2 separate regions of the Homo sapiens genome follow, and region 1 is linked to region 2. Evidence: read pairs that join two places in POLR2A ChIA-PET (ENCODE). Cell type or tissue: K562. All regions are shown on one strand. Each heading gives the region's core, and the rest is flanking DNA. Links, peaks and the distances in the headings are about the cores only. Region 1 overlaps LILRA1 (leukocyte immunoglobulin like receptor A1). Region 2 holds the start of LOC124904770 (LIM domain-containing protein A-like).

What was found. ChIA-PET counts read pairs that join two places held together with the same protein. Peaks named below come from ENCODE experiments on the same cell type or tissue, not always from the same donor. Only the 100,000 strongest peaks of a DNase experiment are listed, where the experiment ranks them.
Region 1: POLR2A ChIA-PET joins it to region 2 with 5 read pairs; 2 of 35 experiments call an interaction of 5 or more read pairs at or near these places.

The regions. Positions count from the first base shown.
Region 1 is chr19:54,599,592-54,606,746 of GRCh38, reverse strand. It overlaps LILRA1 (leukocyte immunoglobulin like receptor A1), which reads right to left. Exons shown (of 10, transcript NM_006863.4): 9 at 6,197-6,235; 10 at 4,366-6,048. The coding sequence ends at 5,930. Among named protein-coding and RNA genes, the nearest start is that of LILRA1, 9.5 kb to the right of the region's middle. In K562, for the core only: no CTCF peak of the experiment used is centred there; no DNase peak of the experiment used is centred there; H3K27me3 peaks cover 304 bases.
Region 2 is chr19:54,415,711-54,427,101 of GRCh38, reverse strand. It overlaps TTYH1 (tweety family member 1), which reads right to left. Exons shown (of 14, transcript NM_020659.4): 2 at 7,796-7,974; 3 at 5,714-5,825; 4 at 4,692-4,912; 5 at 334-429. It overlaps LOC124904770 (LIM domain-containing protein A-like), which reads right to left and starts at 10,000. Exons shown (of 1, transcript XM_047439797.1): 1 at 8,385-10,000. The coding sequence starts at 9,966. The coding sequence ends at 8,761. RefSeq lists an enhancer at 4,117-4,917. In K562, for the core only: no CTCF peak of the experiment used is centred there; a DNase peak (open chromatin) is centred at 6,041; H3K27me3 peaks cover 3,057 bases.

The DNA of each region.
Region 1 (7,155 bases), core at 1-4,000, 180 kb before region 2:
TCCTCATTTGGAGCCTGTCATGAACCCCATTTATCACAGGGGAGCTGGGTCATTGGAGCCTGGGGGCTGCAGGGGGCTCAGCCATGGGTAATTTCCAGAGCAGGTGAAGACAGGAGGGGTGGGGGCATGAGGGGATGCTGGCGCCCACCATCAAGGCCTGAGATTGATGTTTCCACTAAGGAGAGCCCCTTTGTTCCTGCCCTTGAGAGATGCTTCTCATAATATTTCATCAACACCCCGGTTATCACAGTCATGTCCAGAAAATGAGAAATGAAAGTTCATCAGAAGGAGAAGGATACACACGAAACAGAGAGGGCATCTGTGTCTGGTGCCATTAGGGGTCATTAGGGAGGAAGTTTCCATTTCTGTGCAGAACAGAAAAGGGGCCCTGGGTCCTCACAGGCAGAGAAGGGCCAGGGCTCTGGGCAAGGCTGAAAGCTGTGATGGAATATGTCTATTTACCGACCCAGGCCCATGGCCACCACTGAGCCAACTCCCCTGGGTGTGTGTGAAACAAATTCATTCACTGCAGAGTTCTTACATGTGGGTATCTGTATCATGTGTGGGTATGAGTTTTTTTTTTTTTTTTGAGATGGAGTTTTGCTCTTGTTGCCCAGGCTAGAGTGCAGTGGCATGATCTCCACTCACTGTAACCTCCACCTCCCAAGTGATTCTCCTGCCTGATTCTCATGACCAAGTGATTCTCCTGCTTCAGCCTTCTGAGTAGCTGTGATTACAGGTGCCCACTACCAGGCCTGGCTAATTTTTTTGCATTTTTAGTAGAGACGGGGTTTTGTCATGTTGGCCAGGCTGGTCTTGAACTCCTGGCCTCAAGTGGTCTGCCCACTTCGACCTCCCAAAGTGCTGAGATTACAAGCATAAGCCACCGTGCCCGGCCATGAGTGTGAATTTCACATGCATTTTTTTCCTTCTGGGAGCAACCTGAGCAGACACTATGTTTGGGAAATGAATGCCACGTGTCATCAGTAGCTGGAACAGTCCCCCATTTTCAGTCCTGGATTACTAAAAACTGCCTTGAGAGGATCCCTCCATGGTAGCTCAGGAGTGTAGGAGGTGAGTGTCCAACAAAAATAGACAACCAAGAGCCATCCTTCTAATGATAAAAAGTGCTATGATCATCAGTCTACACATTTGTTGATAAGGATTATTATGTGCAAAGAAATAGAATACTAGGAACGCATAAGACCCTTTTTCAATTAAACATGTTTAAATATCTGAAAAAAATACAAGAGGAAATTAAATTTCTGAGACAAGAATATGGATTATACTGGCAAAAAATGAGCATCAGAGAAATGAGTTAGAAATCCTAGAGGCAAAAATTCAGTTGAAGAAGCACACTCAAAATATTTATTCTATCAAGGTCAAGATACAGCTAAAGAGACATTTATTAAATTGGAAAACAAAATTGGGAGAATTTTCCAGAATGCACTATGGAGACACCAAAAGTGAAAATTCACCATATTTGGGGGAATATTGTGAGGAGGGAGAACCTCATATCTATTGTACGTGTCAGAAGGAAAGAAGGGAGAATAATGTCTGGCAACAGCTCACGAATTAAAGAGTTGAACATTTGACAGAGACGAGGAAAGACTAATTAAGTGCTAAGATGCATACATTTAAACATGCAATGTAAACCTTGACCTACCATGATAAATTGAAAAATACCAGAAGTAGATTAAAAAGTATATATGCTAGACTGAAATTGTCTAGCATAAATTGTATAGTTTAAAACACATTTTTGTGTCCTGTGATTTTCAACTCAACATGTCAGTAGAATAGCATGATCACTGGGATCGGACTTCCCAACAGAAAAATGAAAGGCAAGGAAATGTTGAAAATGTACTCTCAAGGGATTAACAGCAAGTGAGGAACTCTATGCTTACTCAGGTTAATACCTAAAAGTTAAAGGGGTCAGCAGGGGACCAATTCCTAAGCAGAAAAAGGCTCAGAGCAAGACAGACCTGTGAAGCCCATTAGGTTGGGCTTCCCCTGCATGAGGGCTGAGGAGGGATTGGAGGGTGGATCCCTCAATCATCAGATGTGCTTTCTCTTCCAGGTGTTATATCTTACCCTTTAATTAATATAGAAATGTTTTCATCTATTTTGATAGAGAAAGTGGGAGGAAAAATAAAGCATTATCTGAGCTGCAAGTTACTAGATATTACTGTTTTCATACTCAGTGAAAGCAATTTTAAATGATGTTATCCAGATAGATCAATGAATCCAAAATGTAGGATGTGAGATGCCGGTGATGAAAAGTGGGAAACAGGCAAGTATTTGAAAATTGCATGCACGCACACACACGAATGTAACTACACACACATATAAGAGTACATGTCTTTTCTAAAGGACAAGGATAAATGAATCTTCATTCAAAAATATATAATCGAATACTTAACTAAATTCATGAAATTATTCTAAATTATTCATTTTTTACCCCGTATGTTAAAGAGTGATTCCCCTACTCAGGATGAGTTAAATAGCCCAACACCCCCAATAACACATTAGGCATGAGACACAATAGTATCATCTAATATAAAATCATAATTTAAAATCAGTAAGGGAAGAAAGACATGCTGTTAAAATTATCTATTAGAAACATTAATAGTCCACAAAATGTAACATAATACAAAACTTTTTTGAAAATAGTGAAGTTTTATGTTTTAATGAAGGTATTAAGTGCTGGGTACGGTGGCTCACACCTGTAACCCAGCACTTTGGGAGACTGAGGTGGGAAGATCACTTGAGCCCAGGAGTTCAAGACCAGCCTGGGCAACATAGTGAGACTCATCTGTGTTAAAAAAAAAAAAAAGAGAGAGAGACGGTATAAAAAATGATAAAATAATTGTAAACTTTCATTCATCTAACCATGGGTTATTGAAATATATACAACATAAATTTGTATATATTTGGTGATTCAAAGAAATATTTATCAAGAACTGAGAGGTTAAGAAAAAAAATGAATGAGTATACAACTTAATGTTCAATCTGAATTACATACATATGGTAAAACTCTCTAGTTACATATGTTATAGGGTTTGTATATAGAAAAACAAATTCTATGTATGTATACATATATATGTTAATTTGTGTATATATTTACCTATTATGTACATAAGCACTATATGTATACACACACGGTATATATGTGTGTAGATGTGTAAAGAAATGTTACACAGTTTGTATGGAAAAAGAATTCACATATATATTCTGATATATTGTATACATACACTTACTCTAGGTGTTATGTGTGTATATATTTACATATTGCATACAAATACATTATATGTGGATATATAGTATGTGTAGATGCCACTGTACAGTATATATGTGTGTGTGAGTATATATATGTGTGTATATTAATGAACACATACCTCAAAGGGGGGAATGCCCATATTTATGACATACATTGCACGTAAAATGTTAAGTATTTACTGGACAAGGAAGGAAAAATCTCCAAATTTTTCTAAATGACTATCTTATACATTTTATTCCCAGACATGATTGTTATTTAGTTTGAAGTTAACAATAAAAAGATATTATGAGAAAACCTCAATATTGCTCAAAATTAATAAAATCCTCAGTCATTTTGTACGATATATATTTGAATTCATGATGTACTAAGAAATATTTTGCTAGATGGGTGTTTGTATTTTATATTGTTTGGATAATTATTTTACTTTTTAAGGCATATGAAGAATTCCATTTCCATTTTATGAAATAGGAGTCCTGAGGAGATTGCCATGGATCCAGCAAGGAATTTCTGGCAGAGGAAAGTAGACAGCAGTACTGGGAAAAATCACTGTATGAAAAACCGAGGAAGAAGGAATTAGGGCTCCCGGATGGGGTGAAGACCCACCTGCAGAGTGTCTCCGAGCCCTGAGAGTGGAGCAGTGTGTTCAGGACCCTGAGCCTGTGGAAGGAATCTTCTCTGAGATGTGAGTCTATGGAATGTGTGTTGTAAGACCTGCCTTTTCTTAGTATAATCCAGCAAAAGCCCATGGGTGAGGACTCAGTTTTATTTTAGGGGATGTGGGGACAGTATATTTTCTATTCATATTTATGCAAATTTCATAGTGCTTGTCAGTCATGTAGAAAGCAGAGGTCAGTGTGTTCACAGGATTCATACCCAAGAGTCTGGAGACACACGTGGGGTCCATGGGAAAGGCTGGTGGCCAGGTATGGCGGGAAGGTAATCAGCGACAGACGCCAGAGTCTCCTGCTTGATCTTGCCGAAATCTGGCTCAAATGTTTGGCCTGGCACAACCAAACTAGAACTTGGAAGATGCTGTATAGGTAAAACATAATATTGTAATCATTCATATTCTGTTAAGGCTTTGAAAATGTCCTTAATAAGATTTCTTTATTCTAGAGGGTAGATGGCAAATGATAACATTTCTTTATTCTGGAGGGTAGATGATGAATGATAAGATTTCTCTATTCTAGAGGGTAGATGGCGAATGATAAGATTTGTTTACTCTAGAGGGTAGACGGTGAATGATAAGATTTCTTTATTCTAGAGGGTAGATGGCGAATGATAAGATTTCTTTATTCTAGAGGGTAGATGGTGAATGATAAGATTTGTTTACTCTAGAGGGTAGACGGTGAATGATAAGATTTCTTTATTCTACAGGGTAGATGGCGAATGATAAGATTTCTTTATTCTAGAGGGTAGATGGTGAATGATAAGATTTCTTTATTCTGGAGGGTAGATGGCAAATAGCTGCTCCCTTTGTCCTAGAAAGTTGAGGACTATTTGATCCCTCATGTTTTTCAGGATCCTCCCTCCAAATATTCCATCCTATGCAGCAGGGTTTTACATCCTTCAAACACAACAGTGGTCTTGGACCTAGACATGTTGAACTCTTTAATGCTAGGACTCAAGTCCTCTTGCTGTTTGCGACAATTCAGAAAAGAATCAGCCCCAGTCATTTTGCATACTTCTGCCTGACTGTCCTAGGTGAGTAGAAAAAAACAGCTCAACTGCTTGTCAAGATTCATCGACCTGAGGTCTTGTCTGCAGCTGGATTTCTATCCTGCTTCCGTGATTTTCCTTTCGTGGATCACCAACACACTGCAAATGCCTATCATTGCTTTTGACGTGGTGTACTTTGGTTCTGCCTGGAAAGGCAGGAAGTCTCGAAGTGAGGAGCTCACAGGTCAAAGGAGATTGAAATGTTTTCAGACAGAATAGGCAAATCCGTAGAGACAGAAAGCACATTTGTGGTTAGCAGGTGCTGGAGGGAAGAGGGAATGGGGAGTGGCTGCTGAATGGGTGTAGGGTGATGACCATGTGTGGAACAGGATGGCAGTGATGGTTACACAATGATCTAAGGAGAAGCTGCACAGGTAGCATGTGAGAAGGAGGGAAGGGCTCGTAGGGTTCAGAGAGGGTGTCAGGGCATCAGGGTGGATTTATCTTTTCCTGGTTGAAATCCGATACTCTCCCATTGATTTAGTTACTGAAGCACGTTTGGAACTCTGAATTGAAGAGATGGAGGCTCAGTAAAGCACACCAGGGAGTATGGCAATGAGTAATAAAGAAGACTGTGTTACACACCATGGACCAGAGCACACAGATGTGCAGAGGTGTGGACCCAACGCTGCCATGTGGGATGTAGCCTCATGTCTGTCTGGGGGTGGGGAAAGAAGAGGATCCAACCAAGGGAAGTCAACATTAATAGAGAGGAAAGGTATCACAGGTTAATGGTCCTTCATGGATCACTCCAGAAAATGTCTCTGCAATCCAACACTGATTCCTCCCTCTAAAAATGATTGGCAGACAGTCCAGATAGCATCAGCCCTAAATTGTCTCCCGGAACCTCCTGGCATCATCAGATCTGTTCCCAAGGCTCCACCACTCTGAAGGGTACATTCTTCTCTCTGCTGTTCACCTCCCGGCTGCATCTCAGAGGCTTCTCTGGCTGTGCTGAGCCTCAAATAGCAGAATCCCGAGGACCACCAGGACCAAGCCAGCTATGCCCATGCGGATGAGATTCTCCACTGTGTAATCCTGGGGGTGTGAGGCTGGGGATGGTGGGCAAAGAGGTCACAGAGGTCAGGGCAGATCAACTTCACCCAGGACCTCTGGATGTCCACCCAGAGCACCTCCTTACCCTTGACAGGACCCAACCCTTGTGCCCAGCACCGTAAACGAGAGCATCTCCTCACTCACCAGTCTTGTTTTGTGATGGGCTGAGGGTGTTAGCTGCTCCTGAGAATAAAAACAGAGGGGAAGAGCCCTGAGCCAGCCTCTCCCCTGGGCTCTGCATTCTTATCTTCCCCTATGTCTTCTGACATGAGTTCTAGGGAGTTCCTCAATAAACCCTTCCTGTGTAGCAGGGTTCCCTCCAGTGTCCTTATTGAATTATTTCAGATTTCTTGCATTCTAGAAATTCGAATGTTACTCCTGAGGCATTTGGGGAGGGCGTTTTCCTGCACTCTGGGAGCTCAGGATCTGCAAAGGAATACAGAAGTCACTGAGCCCTGTGCGCTGTCTGTGCAGCCAGGGACACAGGAGCACATGAGCCAATTCCCCCAGAGATGAGAGTTTCACTTATCCACCAGCGGAGGACCCAGGCTCCATGCATGGGAGGTTGGTCTGCAGGGGCTCCCCAGTGTCAGAAGCACAAAGGGGTGAAAGTCTGGGGGTGCTTCTTCTTCACACAGCCTCAGCCAGTTCACCTGGGGTTTCATCTTCCATTTAATCTCTAGTTAACTAATTCCTCATATAGGCAGTAACACCTAGAATGCAATACAGTTTCCCACATTCACACACACATACAAACATATATATATATATGCTAAATGGAGATGTCACTCAAGGTTCATAAATCAGTATTTGTTTTTATGAAGTGTGAATCTAGGTGAATCTAGACCAGGAACAAACATGTAAACACCTACCGCATCAAATATATTAAGCATATGCATGAATATACATCAAATGAATTTGGATATACTTACACACATATTCAAAAGTATCTTACTTAACCACACATAAATATGTATATATGTAAAACTTCAGATATTTATTTAAGATGTAGTAACATATATATTGACATTTAAAGTGAGAAATATTGGCACATAATTTAGAAATAAAGAAGTAAAATTTCCCATTGTCTTACGGTTTATACA
Region 2 (11,391 bases), core at 4,480-8,479:
TGGTCTCAAACTCCTGACCTCATGATCCACCCACCTCGGCCTCCTAAAGTGCTGGGATTACAGGTGTGAGCCACCGCGCCTGGCCTCATCCTCATCTTTATTGCCAACACAATGATTATTTCTGCCATGATTCCAGCATACTTCATACTGTTAGGGCTGCCTGTTTTCAGGTCTGTCCCCGCCTCCCTCCTGGGCTGCTCTGACTCTCTTTTCTTCGTGTGTACCCGGCCGTGAAGGACCACGGTCCTCCGTGTAGGAGAGTTGTAAGACTGAGGTCCTGCCTGCCAGGAGAGTGCCAGGCAAGCACTGGGTCCCCCTACTGCCTGCACTTACACGATCACCAGCCACTTGCTCTGCTTCGCCAGGCCCAGGAGGGTGAAGAGGCAGACCAGCAGCTCCAGGAGCAGCAGGAGGACGTAGGCCAGCCACCTGGGAGGGGAGAGGGTAGGGCTGAAACCACAAACCTGCCTCCAGGCACCCCGGCGGAACAGCAACCCTCCACCAGCATTCACCCTGCCCCCCAGCTCAGCCTCACATTCACCACCCTCCAAGCTCAGCCTCCTGCTGTTTACTGTGTCTGGGCCACAGCCCAGGTCCTCTGTGAAATAGTGTTATCATGAGACAGGACACTGGAGCGGTTTAGAATACAGGTCCTGAGCACCTGGGACTATCCCCTGGCCGGGCCACACACATGTGCCCTGTGACCAGGGACACGTGATGTGTTCTCTCCGAGCTCCCCATCCCCAACCCCACCCTGCAGAGTGGAGATACTCGTTCTCAAGACTGCACCAAAGATCCCATCGCATCCCTGGAGGGCATGACGTCTGGAGGCAGAGGCTGCCTGGTCTCAACCCCAGCCCCTCCGCTTAACTGGCCGGGTAACTCTTGTCTCGGTAACCTTAGCCTCTCGTTCCTCAGTTTCCCTACATGTAACGTGGGGAGCACAACAACACTGGCTTGAGAATATTGCCTCGAGTGGGCTGCATGACTAGAAGTGCTTAGGAGAGTGCCAAGCACGTGGACACACTTAGAGGTTAGCCTGAGCGTGAACGAGGGAACTGAGATGTTAGTTAATAGTTAATACTTGGCCGGGCGAGGTGGCTCACGCCTGTAATCCGCGCATTTTGGGAGGCTGAGGCAGGCGGATCACTTGAGGTCAGGAGTTTGAGACCAGCCTGGCCAACATGGTGAAACCCCGTCTTTACTAAAAATACAACAATTAGCCGGGCGTGGTGGTGCACGCCTGTAATCCCAGCTACTTGGGAGGCTGAGGCAGGAGAATCATTTGAACCCATGAGGTGGAGGTTGCAGTGAGCCAAGATTGCACCACTGCACTCCAGCCTGGGCGACAAGAGTGAGACTTAGTCTCAAAAATGAAAAAAAAAAAAAGTTAATCCTTAAATATCAGTGAAGGGCCCACCACCATGATTCAGGAGGTGCAAGCATGCAAGCCACAGTGAGAGACAGGACTAGCTGGATGTCCGAGGCCGACTAATAATCCCTAAGCCTAGCTGGGAAGGTGACCGCATCCACCTTTAAACACGGGGCATGCAATTTAGCTCACACCCAACCAATCAGGTAGTAAAGAGAGCTCACTAAAGTGCTAGTTAGGCAAAAATAGGAAGTAAAGAAATAGCCAATCATCTATCACCTGAGAGCACAGGGGAAGGGACAATGATCTGGATAGAAACCCAGGCATTCCAGCCAGCAACGGCTACCCACTTTGGGTCCCCTCCCGTTGTATGGGAACTCTGTTTTCACTCTATTAAAACTTGAAACTGCACACTCTTCTGGTCCGTGTCTGTTACGGCTTGAGCTGAGCTTTCGCTCGCCGTCCACCACTGCTGTTTGCCGCCGTCGCAGACCCGCCGCTGACTTCCACCCTCCGGATCCGGCAGGGTGTCCACTGTGCTCGTGATCCAGGGAGACACCCATTGCCGCTCCCAATCGGGCTAGAGGCTCGCCATTGTTCCTGCACAGCTAACTGCCTGGGTTCATCCTGATCGAGCTGAACACTGGTCGCTGGGTTCCACGGTTCTCTTCCGTGACCCACGGCTTCTAATAGAGCTAAAACACTCACCGCAGGGCCCAGGATTCCATTCCTTGGAATCCGTGAGGCCAAGAACCCCAGGTCAGAGAACACGAGGCTTGCTGCCCTCTTGGAAGTGGCCACCACGATCTTGGGAGCTCCGGGAGCAAGGACCCGCCGTAACAACAGCACAGTGCCCGGCACGTAGTAAGTGCTCAGTTAATCCTCCTGCCATTCTCTGCAGGCCCCACAAGCTTGGGCTTCACTCCTTACCCTGGTCTCTGGCTGCTTCCGCCCAGCCTCGCAAGTGCTCCCCTCCAGCAAGACTCCCTTGGAGGCCCCTGATTTGTCTGTCGAGGGACTCCCAAGTGTGGGGTGCTTTCGCAGTGGTGCACCCGGAAGATATTTTCTAGTGATGGTGGGTCTGCCTCACCCTGGCATCACCCTTATGGCTCCCACCACTTCCCTGCCCTCGCCCAGGAGAAGGAGCTGAGGCCCGGCTTGTGCAGCCCCTGGGCCTGACCACAATGCAGAACCTGGACTTCTTCAAACCCAGGCCTGTCTGTCTCTTGCACCTGCTGCCCTGCGGGTGTGTCCTGACCTCCAGCTTTTTCAGCCCCAGTCGGCCTTCCCCGCTGGAGCGCAGCATCCCGGAAGGCCTCCCAAATCTCAGCGCATGCCCCGCGGGCAGGGCCTCCAGCTGACGTCGGATAAATGAATGAATGAATGAATGATTACTAATGGTCAAAGCAATGAGGACACCGTCATGGTGGCCGCTGGGAAGGGTGGCTGCCTGGACACTGCACAGCTCACTGCCTCCTCTCCTCCAAATGCCACCTTCTCAGTCCCCCTGATGAACTGCCAGACTCTGTCCCACCTCATCTCCCTCTATAATTTTCTTTTTTTTTTTTTAAGACGGATTCTCGCTCCGTCACCCAGGCTGGAGTGCAGTGGCACGATCTCTGCTCACTGCAAGCTCCACTTCCTGGGTTCAAGCGATTCTCCTGTCTCAGCCTCCCAAGTAGCTGGGACTACAGGCGCCCACCACCACGCCCGGCTAATTTTTGTATTTTTAGTAGCGACGGGATTTCACCGTGTTAGCCAGGATGGTCTCGATCTCTTGACCTCGTGATCCGCCTGCCTCGGCTTCCCAAAGTGCTGGGATTACAGGCGTGAACCACCGTGCCTGGTCCCCTCTGTAATTTTCTCCAAAGTTCTCATGGCCCAACACCTTACAATGTTTTTCTCTGCGTTTGTCCCTTGCTGGTTCCCCCCGGAGGACGCAGCCACGTGGCAGGGATTTCTGCCACTTGCTCACTGCCCGGCCCGCCACCGGGGTGACTACACTTCATATCTCTGCGGTGCTCTCCCTGTGCTAATCGTCCTTCTCAGCACTCAGATGCCAACTCAACAACTCGAACCAATTCAACAAGGGGGACGCTGCCCCGATTCCCATTTCACAGATGGGGAAACCAAGGCAGAGGTCTGCAAAGTAACTTGATTGCAGCCGCGTGGTTAGGGTGGGGCTGGCTGGCTTTCGAGCTCAGGTTCCTGATCTGTAGGTACGCTGCCTCTTTCACCAGAGGGTGCTAAATAAATAGTGCTGAACAACACTTTGAGAGGCCAAGGCGGGCAGATCACAAGGTCAGGAGTTTGAGACCAGCCTGGCTAACATGGTGAAACCCCGTTTCTACTAAAAATACAAAAATTAGCCGGGCGTGGTGGCGCCTGCCTGTAATGCCAGCTACTTGGGAGGCTGCGGCAGGAGAATCGCTTGAATCCAGGAGGCGGAGGTTGCAGTGAGTCGAGATCGCACCGCTGCACTCTAGCCTGGGCGACAGAGTGAGACTCCATCTCAAAAAAAAAAAAAAAAATAGTGCTGAACAAATACACATGTCACACGGATGAACGACTGAGTGAGTGGCCTGCTGGGTTAGTCCAGGAGTAACTGAGTCCAAGAGTGACTTGCTGAATGAGTGAGTCAAGGAATGAACGCATGTGTGAATAAGTGAGTGGAGTGACGTGGAGGGGGTGAGTGAGTGAATGGGTGAGGACATGGGTGTCAGGATGGCCATGGGGTCTGGTGATCTGTCCCTCCACAGTAGGTTTCTCAACCTCATCTTTTTTTTTTTTTTTTTTTTTTTGAGATGGAGTCTCACTCTATCGCCCAGGCTGGAGTGCAATGGTGAAATCTCGGCTCACTGCAACCTCCATTTCCCGGGTTCAAGGGATTCTCCTGCCTCAGCCTCCTGAGTAGCTGGCATTACAGACATCTGCCGCCACGCCCAGCTAATTTTTGTATTTTTGGTAGAGACGGGGTTTCTCCACGTTGGCCAGGCTGGTCTCAAACTCCTGACCTCAGGTGATCCACCCACCTTGGCCTCCTAAAAGTGCTGGGATTACAGGCCTGAGCCACCGCGCCTGGCCAGCCTCGTCATAATTGTCATGGTGGCTGGATCATTCCCTGCCAATGGGTGGGGAGGGGGTTCTTGTGCATTGCAGGGTGTTGAACAGTTCCTGGGCTCTACCCATTGGATGCCAGCAGTGCGCACACACTCCCCAGCTGTCACAACCAAAACTGCCTCCAGGCATTGCCAACTGTCCCCCCGGGGACTCCGCCTGAGAGCTGCCGGCACAGAGAGCAAGAAGAGCAGCGTCTCACCTGTACTCCTCCACAAAGGACACATTTTCAGCCACCTGCAGGGGGCTCAGGGGCACTCCCTGCCAGAAGGCCAGCCCCTGCAGCTGCTGGGCCGCAGCCTCCGCCTGCCGTCGAGCCCCTCGGGCGGCAGCCACCAGCTCCGTGCGCGGCTCGAGCACCTCCTCCAGGGTGGTCAGCTCTGTCCTCACCGCCTCGCCCAGCCTCTCCACCGTCTCCAACACCTGGGGATAGGACAGGGGCTGAGGTCTGGAAGGACATCCTGGGGGGAGCCCGCGGTCGAGGCATGGGGTTTTAGAAGTGAAGGAGGGGTGCATAGTAGCGGGTGTCTGAGATCTGGAGTCTGGGACATCTGAGGATTGAGTAAGGGAAGGGATTGGGGAGGGGCTTCAAGATCAAGTTCATGGAGTTCTGTGGCCTCTATCCAGAGCTCTGGATGGTTGGTAGCTTGAGCCCAGGGTAGTAAGTCCAGCCCCAGGACTGAGATTAAGTGTGGAGCTTTAGGTCTGAAGTTTTCATCTGCCTTCCAGAATCTGGGGTCTCAAGTCTGGGTCCCATGGTCTAGAGTCTGCAGCTGGACATGGAATCTAAGGCATGAAGTGGGGCCAGGCCTCAGCCCCAGGGCCCAGAATCCTGGAGCTGATGTCGGAGCTGAAGCCTCAAGTCGGGGACCTGGGCCTCAGGGCGGGGGTCCCTGAGCTTGCTTACGGGCCAAGAATCAGGTCTGGGGCCCTGGATCTGGCCCGTGGACAGGGGCTGGTGTCGCTGGTGCTTGGTTTCTGTGTGGCTTGGGGGTTCCAGGTAAGGTCCAGGGCTGGGCCTGTGTGTGAGGTCCTCAATTTGCAGCCAGGGTCGGGGGTTGGGTGGATAGTCTGAGGTCTGTGGGTCTCAGGATGAAGTTCTGAATCTGGGTTCCTAAGCTTCAAGCCTGGGGTCTTAGCTCTGAGTTTGGATCCCTTTGTCCTTGGGTGTGGGGAGCCCGTCCAGGTGTGGGTCTGGGGTCCCACTGGTTGCTGGCCCCTCACCAGGTGGTCAATGGTGCTGAGTGTGTGGTTGGCGTGCAGCAGCGCAGAGCTGAGCTGGGACACCCCATCACTGGTCTCACTGTTGCCATAGAAACCGATGCCAATGCCAGTGCTGAGCGGAGGAGGAGGGAGAGGAATCTCAGCGGGTCCCAGGACCCCGGGGGCCACCGTCCCCTCCCACCCCATCCCCTCCACCTCGCCTTCTTATCCACCCCTCCCATCTCAGCCCCACCTCATTGGGCCAGCCCGTGGGAAAAGGGCGACTTCAGCCTGGCCCCCGTCGGTTGCCAAGGGAACGGGAAGGCCTCACTCCCCCAGCGGAGGGACGTCATTGTGATGTTAATGGTGGGTGGAGTGGTGGGGGGGAGGGAGCCCCCGATTTAACTCGCACCTCCCTGGAGCAGAACCCCAGTCACACCCAGCTCCGGGATGGGCCGTCTTCCCCTCCCTAGGACTGCCTGCCCCACACCCTTCCCCCGCATCCTTTGCCAGGCAGGCAGCCCTCCTGGCACCTGTCCTAGGGTGCCCTAGGGTCCTTGGGGCCTGCAGTGCCAACCCTTCAGTGCTGAGACGTTCTCCGCCCCCACCTCCTGGGGGTTCCTAAGGGTACAAGGGGGGCAGCTGCCACCATCTCCTGGGGGGACGCTGAGCCTGGAGCTCTCGGCCTTCCCCCACCCGGGACCCAAGCGTCGGGCCAGCTGGGAGGGAAGTAAGGGAATGTGGGAGGGAGGCTGGAGGATGGGCGAGAAGCCGTGCCCCCGCCCCCACCCTACCGACACACAGAGCTCCATTGTGGGACCTGAATGTGGGGCCCCAGACCCCTCCCGTCCCCGCCCCCGGCCGGTGTCCCGCAGTGGAGGGGGCGGGAGCCTGACACCCTCCCGGTTCCCAGCCCCGGCTGGGCCTCCACCCCCATCCCTCGGGTCGGACGCCCAGTGTCCCCGCCCCATTGTTCAGAGTCCTACAAAGCTCCTCTTGTTCCCAGGCTGCGGGGGCTGGGGCCGTGTCTCTCCCCCACTGGGCCTTTGTCCACCTCCCCTGTCTCCCCCCACGCCAGAGAGCCGGAGGAGGAAGCGTCCTGAATACAGGCCACCCCTACAGGTCCCTCCCCTTGCCCGCTGTGGGTCCGGGGCAGGCGTCTGGCCCTCTGGGACCCCCCGTCTGTGGAAGAGGATTGCTGTCTGCAACCTGTGGGTGCTGCCCTGCCGGGGAGGGGGCTGTGCTCAGAGCTCGTTCTTGGTAGCTGGTGTGTTCACATTGGAAGCCCCCTAAGCTCGCTTTGAGGGGTGTGAGGGGGTCCTACTAACCTGGGTCTGAATCTCTGTGCTGCCTCTTAAGCCACGTGGCCTTGAAAGGTGACCTCCCCTCTGTCCCTGAGCCTTCCTCTTTGGAAACTGGGCCTGACACCCCTGAATCCAGCAGCATTATTGTGAGAAGGAATTAGACCAGCTCAGGTCTGGGCACAGATGAGGTGCTCTTGGAGGGTGATTATATCTATTTATCGTCCGTCTCCCTGATTAGAACATAAGCTGCACGAGGGGCTCCTTGCCTGGCTTGGTCAGTATCTGGCACATAGTAAATACTCAATAAACAGTTGTCGAATGAATGAGCTGGTGAATGACGGAATGACAGACATCACCAGTTAATGTTGGCTGAGAGTAGCTGCAAGTCAGACACTGTGCTTTCTCTCCATCTTACCCCCGCAGGAGGTGGGCGAGATGATAATGCCCAGTTTACAGATGTGGAAATTGAGGCCCAGGGAGACTATCACTCCCTTAGGTCACACAGCTATTCAATGGGAGAGCCACCAAAACCAGGCCATCTGACTGCCCCTGCGCCTTCTCACCAGATGGCTGCCCTTGATTCACTTCCTCTCCAGAGCCTCACTTTCTCCATCCATCAAATGGGACAGTCCTTCCTGCTGTGCGCTGAAGTGGGCTTGCAAATGGCAGGGACAGGGACGAGGGAGTTTCCTCCTTCCTGTCTGCTTCCTCCATGTCCCCGGAGGACACCCCCAGGAAGGCCAGCAAAGAGCTTGGGGAGCCCTGTCCCCACCGCCCACCCACCCTGGGGCCCCATTACCAGCCGGCGAGAAGGGCGACAATGCAGCTCCAGGTGACGCAGCCTCCCCCGGGCGAGGGGATCTTGGACCCGGGGGGCTCGGGGGGCCGGCAGCAGCAGAAGCGGATGAGGTAGACAGCGATGAAAATGAGGCTCAGGCCCAAGCCCAGGCCCGCCAAGGCCGCCACCAGCAACAAGGCCTGGGGAAGGGGGTGACATCAGACCTCCGAGGGCACCCGTGTGTTCCACACTCAGATCCCCCTTCCTGCGTGGCTGGGGGGTCGGGGTCTGGGATGTCAGAGTGAAGGTGGGAGACATCCCTGGCCTAATCTTGGGGGAGATTGGGTCCCAGCCCCTCCCAGGCTGGCAGCTGGGGCTCCAGGTGTCAGGGCCAGCTTGCTGGAGGGAGCTTCCAACTGGGGGCCCCAAGCCTTGGGTCCCAATTCTGCTCTGCCCTCCATTGGCTGTGCAATCTTTAGCAGGAACCGCCCCTTCTCCGAGCCTGGGTTTCCTTCTCTCTGCAGCCAGCAGTTGGAATGGAGGTTTTCCCAAGGACCTGCCAAGGCCCCTCCACAATCGTGTGGGATCAGGGGGCGGGTGGGGGTGTGGGGGCACCTGTTCCTGGTGCCTCGGGCCAGGCTGGGGGAGGCGTGCTTCCTCCCCCTCTCCTCCCTGCTCACTGTCTCCCCTGCTGCTGAGCGCTACACCCCACAGCGCCTGAGCTTGTCACCCAGGGACGGGACGAGGGGCTGTGTGGCAACGTGTGTGTGTGTGTGTATGCAAGACTCAGAAATGGAAACTGGAAGAGTGAAGACAGAACAGAAAGAGAGAGAGAGAGAGATGGAGGGAGGCACAGGCAGAAAGACACAACCAAAAAAAGAGACAAAGATAAGACAAGGTTCGGGCATGAGTCAGAAAAAGGCAGAGAGCAAAAGGGATCAAATCAGAGAGGAAGAGCAGAGTAAGGGAGAGAGAGCGTGAGAACACTATGGAGACGGGAGAGACACACAAGGACAGAGAGGCGGAGAGAGCCAAGGCCCGGAAGACAGGCAGGCCGCGGAAACGTTCTGCGGTGGGCAGAGCCTTGCAGAATAACAGGGCTCTCCACGTGGCGGGGATTTCACAGCTGACCTGTGCGGTCCCAGAGGCCCACAGTGGCCCAGGGGGTTTGCACTGAGCCCCGGAGCATGGAGGGACAACATTGGGATCAGAGTCACACCTCTGGACTTGCCAAGGCTGTTTCCCCTAAACCACGGTGTTTCTGCCTTTGTCCACACACATACACACACACAGTGGCACAGTGTGTGTGTGTGTGTGTGTCCCAAGTGTGTGCAGTGTTTGTGTTTCTGGTTGAGACTGGATGTTTTTATCTTTGGGCTGTCTCCATGAGATGAGGGGGCACCTGAGTGTGTCTCCTGGGTGCACTGCTGTCTGCAAATGAGAACATCTGTGGGCATTTGTGTGTTCTGGGCACAGTTCCTTGGGCCTGTGAGTGGGTCCGGTTGTGTGTGTGTAACAGTGTGGATGAGTGTGTGTGTGGATGCGTGACTGCATGTGAGTGTGTGTGTGCACATGAATGCTATAGTCAATATGTGTGTGCATGTGTGTGTAGATGTGAATGGAATGTACGTGTGTGTGTGTATGGGAGTATAAACGTGTATGTGACGGTGCATGCATGAGTGTGTAAGCATATATATATAAGTGCAGTGTGTGCTTGTATATGGGAGTAAATGCTTATACATGTGTATGTGTGTGTTGTGAGTCACTGTGCGCAATGTGCGTGTGCATATGTGTGATTGTGTATGTGTAAGTGGGTATATCCATGTGAGTGTATGCATGTGTCTATATGCGTGTGTTGTATGTGGGTGTGAGTGCATAGCGGGAGTAGTAAATGGGTATGTGTGTGTGCATATGTGAGTGTGTAATGAGAGTAGGTGGGCGTGTGTGTGTACCTGTGCATATGTGTGTGTGCATGTGTGTAATGAAAGTAAGTGGGCGTGTCTGAGTGTGTGCATGTGAGTGTGCATGTGAGTGTGTAATGGGAGTAAGTGGGTGTGTCTGAGTGTGCCTGTGCATATGTGTGTGCATGTGAGTGTGTTGGAATAAGTGGGCGTGTCTGGGTGTGCCTGTGCATATGTGTGTGCATGTGAGTGTGTAATGGGAGTAAGTGGACGTGTGTGTGTGCTGTGCATATGCCAGTGAGTGTGTGCGTGTGGCTGTGTGCCTCCCCCGGGCCAGTGTCCCTGAGGCCCTGGCTGTGTCTGCAGCTGTACCCACGGTGGTCGCGTCCCTGCAGGGGTCCCCCTTGCCCTCCTCGGCTGTGGGGCTCTGCCCGCGCATCCCTGCCACCCTGACCCTGACCCCCGACCGTGGGGGCGGAGTGAGGCTCCCCCAAACCCGTGCCTCTGGCGGTGACTGGGGCCGCGGATCCCCGCGTGCGGCTTCGGGAGGTCTCCGGGCCAGAGCGGGCGTGAGTCTGGGCCGAGGCCGGAGCCGGTGGAGCGGCGTTGTTGGAGGTGGCCGTTGTGTAACCGCGAGGCTGTGGGCGAGGGGACGGCGGTCCCCGTGTGTGGGGAGAGGGGGCGGCGAGGAGCAGGCGGGGAAGAGCTGCTCAGGGCTGTGCCAGCCGTGACCCAAATAGCTCAGAACACAGCACTCATCCCCTCCGCGCTTTTCTGGGACCCCCTCCACGCCCCCTGAGCTCTCCAATCCCAGCCCCCTTCTCCCAGGAGCAACCCAAGACGGAGCCCAGGGGCTCAGGCCCCATCAGCAGGGCCAGGACCCGTCCTGGGGCCACATCGGGACTCCCAGCACCCCCACCCGTCCCCAGCTCAGCCAAGCCTTTCTCCTCATTAATCTCGAAGTCAAGGACTTGAATTAAACTGGGTCAGGGGACAGCTCTTTCGCCCATTGGAGCTGCCCCGAGCCGGGCCCCTTCCCCAGGGACACCGGCTTCTGTGAGGTTCCCACACCGGCCCCACCCTCGGGACCCGGGTCTGTCATCCCGAGGCTCCCCAAACCCAGCCTCATCTCGGCCCTCACCCCTGCAGCGCCCTGACCACCCCTTCTTTCTTGGGACGGGCAAGAAGCTTCCTCTCCCAGAGCCCCTTCATTTTCCAGCCCTGGTCCTCAGCCCCTGAAGCCCCCTTCCCCATTTCAGACTCTCAATCCCATCCCAGCACCGCAGCAGCCAGCGTTTTCCCCGCCACCGTTATCAGGTCCGCTGTCTCCTGGGTCCCACCTTATCTGGGACATATTCACCTGCTCTGATCCTGTGGGGCAGGGTCATCTTTTAGGGCAGGAAGAGTAGACCTACCCTCCCGATGACCCTGGAGGCCGGCTTCCCAGGCAGGTATCAGACACCCGGGAATCCGGGCCCCCCTCCCCTCCTCTCCATGAACTCAGGGGTGCAGGTCCCCAGCCTTCCCTTATTTAGAGAGCTCGAGGTCTGGACCCCCAGCGCGCGTCCCAGGAGAACCTCCAGGCATGGGCGCCCCCAGGCTCCTCCTCCCTCCGAAACCCCAAAGTCCGGGCCGGCCCCCAGCCTCCGGCGGAGCTCAGGAAATCTGTGACCCAGCCCCCTTCTCCCTCGGGACCCAGGAGCTCCGGCCCCCAGC